Regions from separate parts of the Homo sapiens genome. Here region 2 is linked to region 1. Evidence: chromatin contacts called from ENCODE Hi-C or POLR2A ChIA-PET data. All regions are on one chromosome and are shown on one strand. The core of a region is the stretch at or near the end of the contact, and the rest is flanking DNA. Distances in the headings are between cores, read along the strand shown. Region 1 holds the start of KRABD4 (KRAB domain containing 4). Region 2 has its middle 33 kb from the start of SLC9A7.

Region 1 (6,230 bases), core at 1,307-3,806:
GGAGGTTGCAGTGAGCCAAGATGGCACCACTGCACTCCAGCCTGGGCGACAGAGGGAATCCCTGTCTAAACAAAAAACAAATAAACAAAAAAATTGGAAGCAACTAAATATCCAGCAAAGAGGACACAGTTAAAAAATATGACACATGCAAAAGCAGGTATACTGAACAGCCTTTCAAAATGCTATGGAATTTGTTTTTAGTTCCTAATGTGTTTAAAAGCAGGTTCCAAGAAAGCAAGCGCAGTGTGATCTCATTTTTGATAATCAATATGCACATATATGATGTCTCAGAGGATTTATTAAAATGCTGATATTGGTTACTTTTGAGTGGTGATTTCAATTTTCTTCTTTTATTTGCATTTTCTCAATTTTTGACAAAGAATATCACTAGTAAAACAAAAATTAAAAATTATTAAAAATCACCACTTATCAAACCGAGCCCTAGAGGTGAAAAGACCCTCTGCAAGTGTGTATAAGTAGGATCTCTTGATGTGGTTTGGAGGAAGGAGCCCAACAGGGGCTCAGAGGGCCACAGTGGAGGAGAGGTGTGGGGCTGGGTGGGTAACAGCCCAGCACTGTCAGTTCTGTGAGGGGCTGAAAACCACCGTGCCTGCTCCCCTGCATCTGCCTCTTTAACTGGCCACCTACCCTGTTCCCACCCCATCATTTTCTCCTTTCTCACAATTTGCATTTTGATTACCAGGCTCCTCCTTCTTTGGTAGTTTTTCAAATAAAGTTCCAGCAAGGAGCTTCTGTGCAGAGTAACCATTGCATACTGCAACAATCATTGTGACAGTATCAGGACAACAGGGTTCAGCTTGGTGTGGCTTAGCAGGTCATGTCCCCTGGCCCACTTTCATTAAGCATTGAAATAAGGCAGCAGAGATGGATGACAGCGTACCTAGAGACTACTTGGAAATTCTATAAACTAAAAATATATTTTCTGCACTTTGGTCAGGATGAAGGGACACTCAGCATTTCCCCTGGAAGCAGGTGCCTGATTGATGGTGTGGGGCTGACTCAAATTCAGAAATAGCCAATGGCAAGAGACGGGAACACAGGGGTGCACAAATAGGTGTGCTAGGAGAGGCCAATCCTCTGTGGCTGGCTGTGATCCTTCCCAGCCTCATAGCGCCTTTACAGGCACTACAGCAGGGCACCTGCCCCATGGGGGGACATCCATGCCTCCATCCACCTGTGACTTTCACCTGTCCCTCCTCCAGCAGGAATCAAACTGCACTGTCACACGGTCCTCGATGGCATCTGGAAGTTGAGCCAGCTTTGCTTTGTCTCAGCTGAAGTGAGGGACAAAGGCCACTATGGGTCCAGCTCTTCTAGGACCTGCTATCCTGTGAGCCTCCTTTCTCTGCCCTGAGGATCTGGGTCTGGGCTCTGGGCTGAGGCTTCTCCTCCAACTCGCCTCAGCTCAGCGTACCTCTCTTGTGTCCAAGGCCGCAGGACCAAGGGATTCAGAGACAAACACGCCCCAGTTGAGGCCATCACTATAGCACCAGATCTCTGCCTGTGACCCAGGGAACTCACCTCCTTCTGAGGCCTCAGCCTAAGTCTTCTGAGACTAAGTGAGGAAGCTGGGGCACAGATAAACTGGAGTCTGAAGTCGGTGAGCAGTGGTCTCAGGTCTGCACTCTGACCCTGGAAACACAATGACCACAGGAGATTCAATTAGCAACACCTATGCTCCCTTCCATGCAGTGAAGTTGAGTAAAACCCAAAGGTTTTACCCAGCAGAAGAGGGACAATGCCTCATTCTAGCTTTAAGAGTTAACATTGATTCACAGCTCAATTATCCTCAGTGAGCGAAACCCTGCCTTCCTGAGTCCGGGCTTTGGAATCAACTGACTGACTGCTGTGCCACTTTTATTCACTGAAGAAATGGGTGCCTTCCTTCCATGAGCCCGTTCTCCGTGCTGGAAATACATCAGGGAACAAAATCTCAAAGTCCCAGCTCCCGCAGAGTTTCTAGTCCAGCGGGGGAGACACACAGGAAACAATAAACATGATAAACGAAGCACAGGAAAAGAAAAAAAAGATTCCTCGGGTTTGCTACCTACGTGACTTTGGACAGGTTGTCAAGCCACACTGAGCCATTTTCTCTCTATAACACGAAAATAATCATCGTAACACCTCACAGGGCTCCTGTGAAGATTAATGTGAAACATTTGCAAGGTTGCCTGGCATTTTTAGGCGCTCAGGAAACAGGCGCGGAGTGACTCAATCAGTCACTCGCTGGCCCTGAACCTCGTCCCCAGCACTCACGCCCACAGGCCTGCGGGTCTCAGGGAACCGGACCCTGGTCCTGGCTCAGAGGGTCCTGAGAGCAAGGGGCCTGTCTCAGGCGGGGAAGTGGCCTGGAGGATGGGCTTTTGAGCTGGGCTGTAGAGCCACCCTGTCACCCACAAAGGCGTTCACCCATGGCCCCATGACCCCACGACCCCGTCAACCCCCGCCCCCATCAAAACCATCACCACCTCCGCGTCCCTCTTACTTCACCGCCAAGAGCCTGAAACCTCAGAGGCCGCTGACAACAGCCAGTGTGAACTAGGGACCGCCCTCCCGGGTCAGCGGAGCACTTCCGCTTCCCACCGCCCCCTGGGAACGCGGGATGGGGTCGGAGTGTGTCGCAGCGCCGCGCACGCGCAGTAGCACGGGGGTGGGTGCGCCACCGCCAATGGCCAAGATGGCGGCTTCCAGGGACCCCGTGTTTCTGATAGTGTTCGGCTTGAGGACAAAAGCGTGTGACCATTTTCCGTGGCGAGTGGTACAAAAGGCCCAGGGCGTCATCCCTTGCCGGCGAGAGGCGAGCGGACTTTCCAGCGGCCTAGCTCCCGCCCGCAGGGAGGCCGAAGTCCCCCTTGTCCCCCTTCTCCCATTTCGTCCTCCTGCATCGCGACCCTCCCAGTCGCTGCGGCATTGGGTGTTTGTGTCCCTCCGTCCTGAAAGCCATTGTTCCCGCTTTTTTACCCTCCTGGGAATAGGAAAAAGAGTCGCGCCTCCGGCGCCAATAGCGCTCGGAGGCGTGGCCATCTAGGGTCCAGGCTGGTCTCAGGGAACCCGACCCTGGGCCTGGCTCTCAGAGAGTCATGGGAGCAAGGGGTCTGGCTCAGCCGGGGAAGTGGCCTGGAGGATGGGCTTTTGAGCTGGGCTGCAGAGCCAGCGATCTCTTGAAATGAGGAAAGAAACCCTCATTCTGATTTTTCTCTACGCAATAGAGGGGCTCCAATTCCTGAGATCCTAGACACCCTGGGAGAATCTGGATTTTACTTTTTTGAAAACGCACTGTAAATAGCAAAGAGGTGTTTTCTGTGAGATTGCCAGCCAGTGGCAACATGGTCCCCTAAAAAGGCCTGTAATGGCCTTGAGGAAAGTTTTCTGTTTCCTGTCTGGGCCTGGGGGAAACAGACGAAGTGTGTTCTCCATCCTTCTGTGCCTGCCTAGTCACCAAGCAGGCTTCCTTGGGTCAGGCATGGCAGGGTCTCCACCAGGTACAAAGCAATCCCTTCTGTGCTGGAGCCAACTGGTGCCAGACACTGTTTATAGATGAAAGTGTTAAAGCTGATCATGGAATCCATCAGATATGTATTTAATTTCCATTTGAACATGGGTCTTTCTCCTTTTTCTTTTTCGCTTTCTCCTCTGCAGGTTAACTTGCATTCCCCAGGTAGTTTGAATGAGTCTCAGCCCAAATTTGCAAACTCAGTACAGCCATCCCCTGGGAAGTTACCCTGTCTAAGCCTCCTGTACAAGTCCTAGGAAAAGAACCTGTTTTCCTTTGGGCATGTGAGCAGTGAATTATTGCTCATTCAGAATTTCATGTGTATGTGTTGCTGATGGCCAGGTTTAGAGAAACCAACCTATTTATTTTTAGAGGAGAGGTGAACTGATAACATTCTTTTCAGACATCACTATCACGAGGCAGGAAAGGGCTAATAGTATGACAGTGTCCTGAGGACAATAGAGAAACTGCAAACTGCAGAAGCACCTGGTCTGTGGCCCTGACCAGCATCTCTCCATTTCAGGATATGGAGATTCTGCAGGAACAGGTATTTCTTCAGAAAGAGAAGGGACTGATATTTTAGATGTGACCAGATGCAGGGCACGCTCTTATTGCCATGCCAGCATTTGCTATTCATGATGTTAGTATTCAAAAATTAAGAAACACCCTGCCTCGGCCATTGGTGTCTACTAATCCATTGGAAGAGAAGACTGGAATCCACCACTTGCTAGCTTCTTGGGTCTCATTCCCCCGCTTTCTCCCATAGCTGAGGACCACCTAACCTAGATGGCTGCTGTAATTGTTCAAAGGAACATCTTTAGAGCCTGAAGCCCAGGAATAGCCCGTGGCAGGCACCTGGTAAATGTTAGTTTTCACTGCCTCTCCCAACACTATGAAACATGCAGCACTCTCTGCAACTGACCCTGTGGATTTCCATAGGCAGGAGAATATCCAGTGTTAAGTGGAGCTGGTATTTTCAGAAATGAAGCCCCTTTCCTTATTTGTGCCAGCCCGTTTTGTCTTAGGCATATGTGCATTGCATTATTGCCCACTCTGTATTTTATTTGCATCTGTAACGATGGCCAGGTTCAGAGATACCACCCTATTTACTTCTAGAGGAAAGGTGAACTGATAACCTTCTTTTCTCATATCATTATCTCTAGGTAGGAAAGGGTTAATAGAGTTAGTGTGACAGTGTAGTGTGGACAGCATAGAAACCTCCCCAACCTCCACCCGCCCGCAAGCTGCAGAAGTACCTGGTTTGTGGCCTTTGCCAGCCTCTCTTCATATCCCGATTCTGCAGGAACAGGTGCTTGAACATTAAGAGAAGGGGCTGAATCTTTGGATGGGGTTTCATGAAGGGCACACCGTTATTGGGATGCTAGCATTTGCCATTCATGACATTGGCATTCGGGTATCATGAAACACAGGAAGGTTTTTCCAACCCCCCACTGTATTGACTGTTGGGATCTACTAATCCAATAGAAGAGAAGGCTCAAATCCATCATTTACTGACCCGTTGGGCTTAAGTTCCCTCCTCTTTGCCATAGCCAAGCACCACCTGTCCTAGATGGCTCCTGTTTTGTTCAGAGGAACATCTCTAGAGCTGCAGGCCCAGGAATAGCCCTTGGCAGGCATCTGGTAAATGGTGTTTTCATTTTCCTCTCTCCCACACTATGGAACATGCTGGTGCCCCTTTTGGACTTTTCCATACTGTGGGCTTCCCTTTTGCCATTTCCTTGCACAGTTGTGCCTGTGCCTGGCACCAGCTTTGCCCAGGATCACCACTTGTATCCACCTGCAGACATTTTTAAATGCATAAGTTAGGCCTCTTATTGAGTTGAAATTTATTTTATTCCTGATGCTACAATATTATTTGCATTGATACCCAGTCCACAATTTGTTTCAGTCATCCTGGTGGGGTGGGCCTTCTGAAATCCAGTTTGAGCCTCCCTGTAGCAAAAGACTTGCAAGGTTATTTGTCAGGAAGTTCCAGACCTTAGCAGCAGTTACTGCAAGGCACTGCTGGGCTTTTTCCACATCTGAAGGGCAGAGGTCCTGAGTAATTGCAGTGGGCAGGAGCTGAGTCATGCTTGGTTTCTTGCTGTGGTTTGGTATGTTGCTAATGATCCCTGGAACCTGCCTCTTTCTAGATCCTTTCCCTCCAGTGAGTGTGGTGACAGGCCCATCAGGCAATGCCTTGATGACATTCCACTCTTTGAACTGTGTGAGTTCCTGTAGGGAAAGGAAAGCCAGTTGCAAGTGCTCATCTCCTACCTGGATGGCACTGCTCTGTATATGGCTGCCCTGTGGATTTTCACAGGGAAGGGAGTATCTAGACTTGAGTGTAACTGGAATAGACAACAAAGAAATGGGGAATACATGCAAGGGAACTGGTTGATGGCCTAAGTTAACACCATGAAGCCAATCTCATGCCTGTCTGGTGGTTCAGAGGTTAGAGCTCCAGTCTTTGAGCAACTGTGCCCATTGTTGAGAAGTATGTATACTATGATAAACACCAAAGGTGGGAGTCTTCAGCTAGCCTCCAGGTGGCTCTATTTTAGAGGTCTCTCTCTGTTCCTGAAAGATGGTACAGGAAGTCAGAGTATAATAAGATGTACAGTGAATTTAGATGATGCCAGGCCTTGTGCTATGTGATTTACATTAATTACTTCATTTTAAAATCTTTTTTTTTTTTAGACAGAGTCTCGCTCTG
Region 2 (5,513 bases), core at 1,732-4,231, 340 kb before region 1:
ATGTGCCACCGCACCTGGCCTTACAATTTTCGTTTTGCAGGATGAAAATGTTCTGGAGATTGGATGCACAACAATGTGAATATATTTATCGATACTGAACTATATCCTTATAAAGAAATGATTAGGATAGTACATGTTGGTAGGGGTGGTGGCTCAGGCCTTTAATCACAACACTTTGGGAGGCTGAGGCAGAAGGGTCACTTGAGCCCAGGAAGTCAAGACCACCCTGGACAACATAGTGAGGCGAGGTGTCTCACACCTGTAATTGCAGCACTTTGGGAGGCCGAGGTAGGTGGATCACAAGGTCAGGAGTTCGAGACCAGACAGGCCAACATAGTGAAACCCTGTTTCTACTAAAAATACAAAAATTAGCTGGGCGTGGTGGCGGGCACCTGTAGTCCCAGCTACTTGGGAGGCTGAGGCAGGAGAATCGCTTGAATCCGGGAAGCAGAGGGTTGCAATGAGCCGAGATTGCACCACTGTACTCCAGCCTGGGTGACAGAGCAAGACTCAGTCTCAAATAGAGATAATAATCATATTTTTTTTTAATTAGCCAGGCATGGTAGTGCGTGCCTGTGGTCCCAGCTACTCAGGAGGCTGAGGCAGGAGGATACCTTGAGCCCAGGAGATCAAGACTACTGTGAGTCATGATCGTGTCACTGCACTGCTGCACCTGGGTGACAGGGTGAGACCTTGTCTCAAAAAAAAAAAAAAGTACATTTTATGTTAAGTGTGTTTTACCACAAAAAAAAAAACAAAAAACTCTCCAGCCCAGCCTGACCAACATGGTGAAACCCCGTCTCTACTAAAAGTACAAAAATTAGCCAGGCGTGGTGGCGCGTGCTTGTAATCCCAGCTACTCAGGAGGCTGAGGCAGGAGAATCACTTGAACCAGGGAGGCGGAGGCTGCAGTGAGCCGAGATTGCACCACTGCACTCCAGCCTGGGTGACAGATCGAGACTCTGTCTCAAAAAAAAAAAAAAAAAGAAGAAGAATTAGATTCCATTCCAGGCAATGTGGTAGAACAGGACGCAACATCAAATTAGTATAAATAATAATAATACCTCACATTTAAATGGCACTTTACAATTTACACAGTTCTATTGTGAAATACCTTACCTTGTTAAGTTCTCCTAGCAACTAGGATGGAGTGGGGTGGGTCTCTGTGTTCAAAGTGCATAGGCTATAGGAAGGGTGATTAGGAAAGTGGAGGATGAGTGGGCTAACAAGGCATAGAGAGACAAATGCTAGAATTGATGAGTGAATACAGAAGAAATGGAATAGAAAGATGCAAAACAACCAGCTCATGATCTACCTGATTCCTCTGTTTTTCCTTGGATGTGATAGGGGGTAACCATACTCTTGTGTATTCAAATGTTTCCTACTGTTTCTAGGCCCCGTTTTTCATAAGCTCTGTTCCAAGAAGCAGTACTGCTTCCTAGTCAAAGGTGCCCCAGTGTTCAAAGTTTGGCCCTACCCCTTCCTGATTACATGATCTTGCGCAGGTTACTATCTCTCGGCTTTAGTTCTCTATGTGATAATAATAGTTCCTGCCACCTCTAAGCCTTCAATACATATTTTCTCCATTTCATTTTCTCAGCCCTGTAACCTCAGGATCAAATGCTGCCTACTGACTGAAGTGACAAAGAATACCTTTTTGAGGTTTTTCTTCTTTCAACTTGTCCTACCATAGTATTATCGGGAAGATCCCCCAATATCATCCCCCAATATCATTAAGTAGGAAGAGAAATTGTTTGCAATATATAGGTTTCATGTTAAGTAAAAATTGTTGACGTCAAGGGTTTAGAAGAAAACAGTTTGACTGGAGTCAAAAGTCACTTTTCTTCTAAGTCACTTTTCAGAGGTGAGATGGAAACCTTGAGGTATGTTTCTGGCAAGTGATCTCCAACAATTTCTCTAAAGTATCTGATTAGAATAAGTAGGGAGACATTATAGGTAATAAGGTAGATATTTTCCTTAATCCAACCCCTAGAATTTAAACCATATTGAGCACCAGGAAAATTTCGCTCTGCAATTTCCCGAGGCATTTTACTTGTTACATTGGGTACATTATGACCTGTTGAAGATGGTGGTTTTCAGTTCCTTCCATTTAATGAGTCTTTACATTCTAATTAAAACCGAAAGTGGAATTCCTCACTTCTTCTGTTTGTTAATGATATAAATTATCTTAGCTGCTATGAAAATAAAAGGACTTCCTTCATTTGGATTGCTCAAACACTGATATTCACGCTCACTTGGAGGTATCTGGAAACATTATCTAAATGAGATTATTTTATCCAGAGAGAAAATTCTTAGCTTTAAAAGCTATTTAACTAAGATGGCTTGATATATTTTATGACTAACGCAACTGGGCCAACCTGTATCTTATGTTTAGTCAATGCAAAATGAAACAAAAATCCAGTGCCAACCAGATTAAATTGCAAAACATGCACACAGTATTTTGGATCAGGAACTAAACTTGTGTGGTTAATGACTAATTTCCTACATCCTCTGAGGCATCTACATGCTTGGATTTTTTTAGAATGGCTGGGCTTCATTTGTCACAAACTTGCCTCTTGAAGCAAAGCACACAGTAGACCTCCAAAAACTAGGCTTTAAATCTAGAAATTCTACTTTTTAATTCTTCCAAAGGAAGAATTTCTTTGAGTCATTTCCAGGTCCCTGCAGAGCCAAAAGACACACAGAACATATTCTATAAGCGTGCACAGGCTGTCCAGAGCATTTATCATTGCTCATAGTAAGCTTTGTATCCTGCGTGTTCTGGCTACCTAATTGCTTGGTAATAAATTACCCCAAAACTTCGAGGCTTACAATAACCACCTTATTATGCCCACTAATTTTGTGGGTCAGGAGTTCAGACAAAGCACACAGTGGGAGTCCATTGTCTCTGCTCCACGATGTTTAGGGCCTCAGCTGGGAAGACTTGATGACTGGGGTGACTCAGCGGCTGGGGGCTGGAACCACAAGGAAGTATCTCCATTTACGTGTCTGAATGTTGGCTGGGACCTCAGCTGAGAGTGCTGACTAGAACACCTCTATGTGACCTTTCCATATGGCCTGGACTGTCCCACAGCATGGTGGCCTCAGGATAATCCAACTTTTTACATGGTGAATTAGGGACTCAAAAGTCAAAGTCCCAGGGAAGAAGTCAGGAGCTGCCTCGCCTTTTCTGGCCTAGCTTTGGAAGTCATGCGGCATCATTTCTTCCTCTTTCTAGCGGCTACAAACCAGTCACAATCCTGTCCCAGTTCAAAGAAAAGGTGCATAAGCCACACTTCTCAATGGAAGAAGAATCAAAGAATTTGTGGACATATATTTATTTATTTATTTGAGACAGTCTTGCTCTGTCACCCAGGCTGGAGTGCAAGGGCATGATCTTGGCTCACTGCAACCTCCGCCTCCCAGCTTCAAGTGATTCTCCTGCCTCAGCCCCTCCCCCCACCCAGTAGCTGGGATTACAGGTGCCCACCACCACACCCAGCTAATTTTTGTATTTTTAGTAGAGACGGGGTTTCACCATGTTGGCCAGGCTGATCTCAAACTCCTGGCCTCAAGTGATCCGCCTGCCTGGGCTCCCAAAGTGCTGGGATTACAGGCGTGAGCCACCGCACCCGGCCTGTGGACATGTTTTTAAATTGCCACAACATGTTAAGCTCTATGTGTTTATAGCTGCAAAGTTATGTCATGATTCCCAAATAATAAATCAGACTGGACAAAAATGACGGAAAAAAAAGAACTCCAATCTCAGAGGTGACTGAAAGAAACACTGTAGAATTGCTGTCAGAGACTGAGCTTGGGGCCCTGCATTTAAGATTGATTCAGGAGGGCCGGGTGCAGTGGCCCATGCCTGTAATCCCAGTACTTTGGGAGACTGAGGTGGGTGGATCGTCTGAGCTCAGGAGTTTGACACCAGCCTGGGCAACATGGTGAAACCCCGTCTCTACTAAAAATACAAAAAATTAGCTGGATGTGGCAGTGTGCAGTTGTAGTCCCAGCTACTCAGGAGGCTGAGGCAGGAGAATCACTTGAACCCAGGATGCGGAGGCTGCAGTGAGCTGAGATTGCACCACTGCACTCCAGCCTGGGCGACAGAGTGAGACTCTGGCTCAAAAAAAAAAAATTGATTCAGGCAAACCTATAGGAGCAGGAACTTAAGCGTTTTAAAGGAACATAAGGTCTCCAAATTGCTGTCTGTGGTTAACACTGTCATCCACCTCTCAGGTCTCCCACCAAGGAGAAACTCGTCCCAGTTGCTAGGACAGCTATAGGTAGGCAGCCTTCAGCTCTTGGCCCTTTCAGAGATTGCCTCAGTTGCAGAGTCGCCCCGTTCAAGGTGATGACGCACCTCCTGGTGGCTCATATCCAGTGACTGATGGATGCGGGAATATAAGGCCTGGTCTTTTTGGCCCAGCCTTAGACAACTCTGAAGGGTCATTTTATTTCTATCGTTTCTCATGAGGCTGGTTGAGACCGTTGGGCCTATTTTGCAGCTTGACTTTTCTGTCTGACCTGTTCTCCATCCTTCCCTTTCCATTGCAGGTGTTGTCTGTAAGGACGCTCTTTAATAAATATCTTGCGAACTAAGCTTCGTCTCAGTGTCTGCTTCTTAGGGACCCAAATGTGTGACATTATCTGGACTCCTGAATTTTACCTCCATGTTATCTCCTACCAACTTTGCCCTTGACTGGGCCCAGTGTCTTGAATGCTCATACATTTTCTGCCTAGTCAGGTTGTCTCTCTGTGCTAGCTTAAGGTTTGATATGGCTTTACTCTCCATTCAGCTTTTATTGCATAGATTGAGCTTAGAGTCCAGTCTGATCATCCAACCCGTAATATGCTTTGGTATACACTTTGGGCGCTCAGTTTGGAGCACAATGCTCACCAACATTAAGTACTTACAGAAGACCAGGTCAGTAATTTAGGATAAGTTGACATGGAAGAAAAATGATCATAGTGTTTTAGACACTTTACTTATTTTACTTTATTTTTTTGAGACATGGTCTTACTCCTAACGCCCAGGCTGGAGTGCAGTGGCATGACCATGGCTCACTGCAGCCTTGACCTCCCTGGCTGAGGTGATCCTTCTACCCTCAGCATCTCGAGTGTCTGGGAGTATAGGCGCCCACCACCACACCCGGTTAATTTTTTGTATTTTTAGTAGAGATGGGGTTTCACAATGTTGCCCAGGCTGGTCTCAAACTCCTGACCTCAAGTGATCCACCTGCCTCGGCCTCCCAAAGTGTTGAGATTATAGGCGTGAACCACTGTGCCCAGCCTGTTTTAGACACTTTAGGAATCACATAGCCATAGGATTGAGGAAAGTCAAGAATTTGGTTCAGATGGAAAGAGAGAACATACAGATGATGACTGATCTAAAGCATATAAAAAGAAGTTAGCAGGCTGGGCAAGGTGGCTCACGCCTGTAATTCCAGCACTTTGGGAGGCTGAGGTGGGCAGATCACCTGAGGTCAGGAGTTCAAGACCAGCCTGCC

The links. Hi-C counts contacts between places; a loop is a spot of excess contacts on that map. ChIA-PET counts read pairs that join two places held with the same protein, here RNA polymerase II (POLR2A). Pooled maps may share reads with other maps.
Region 2: a pooled map shows a loop between it and region 1 (3-fold over the local background). The contact joins the enhancer-like site here to the promoter of KRABD4 in region 1. A Hi-C loop is called at or near these places in 4 of 37 single-sample maps with no recorded cell type and 9 of 50 pooled maps. POLR2A ChIA-PET finds 5 or more read pairs at or near these places in 1 of 52 experiments (OCI-LY7).

The regions. Positions count from the first base shown.
Region 1 is chrX:46,443,623-46,449,852 of GRCh38, reverse strand. It overlaps KRABD4 (KRAB domain containing 4), which reads right to left and starts at 2,556. Exons shown (of 6, transcript NM_001129898.2): 1 at 2,507-2,556; 2 at 1,543-1,653. RefSeq lists an enhancer at 2,320-2,977.
Region 2 is chrX:46,789,584-46,795,096 of GRCh38, reverse strand. No RefSeq gene overlaps it. Among named protein-coding and RNA genes, the nearest start is that of SLC9A7, 33 kb to the right of the region's middle. Within about 2 kb of position 2,981, at least 14 of the 41 ENCODE cell types and tissues checked have a DNase peak (open chromatin) inside an H3K27ac peak, as active enhancers do.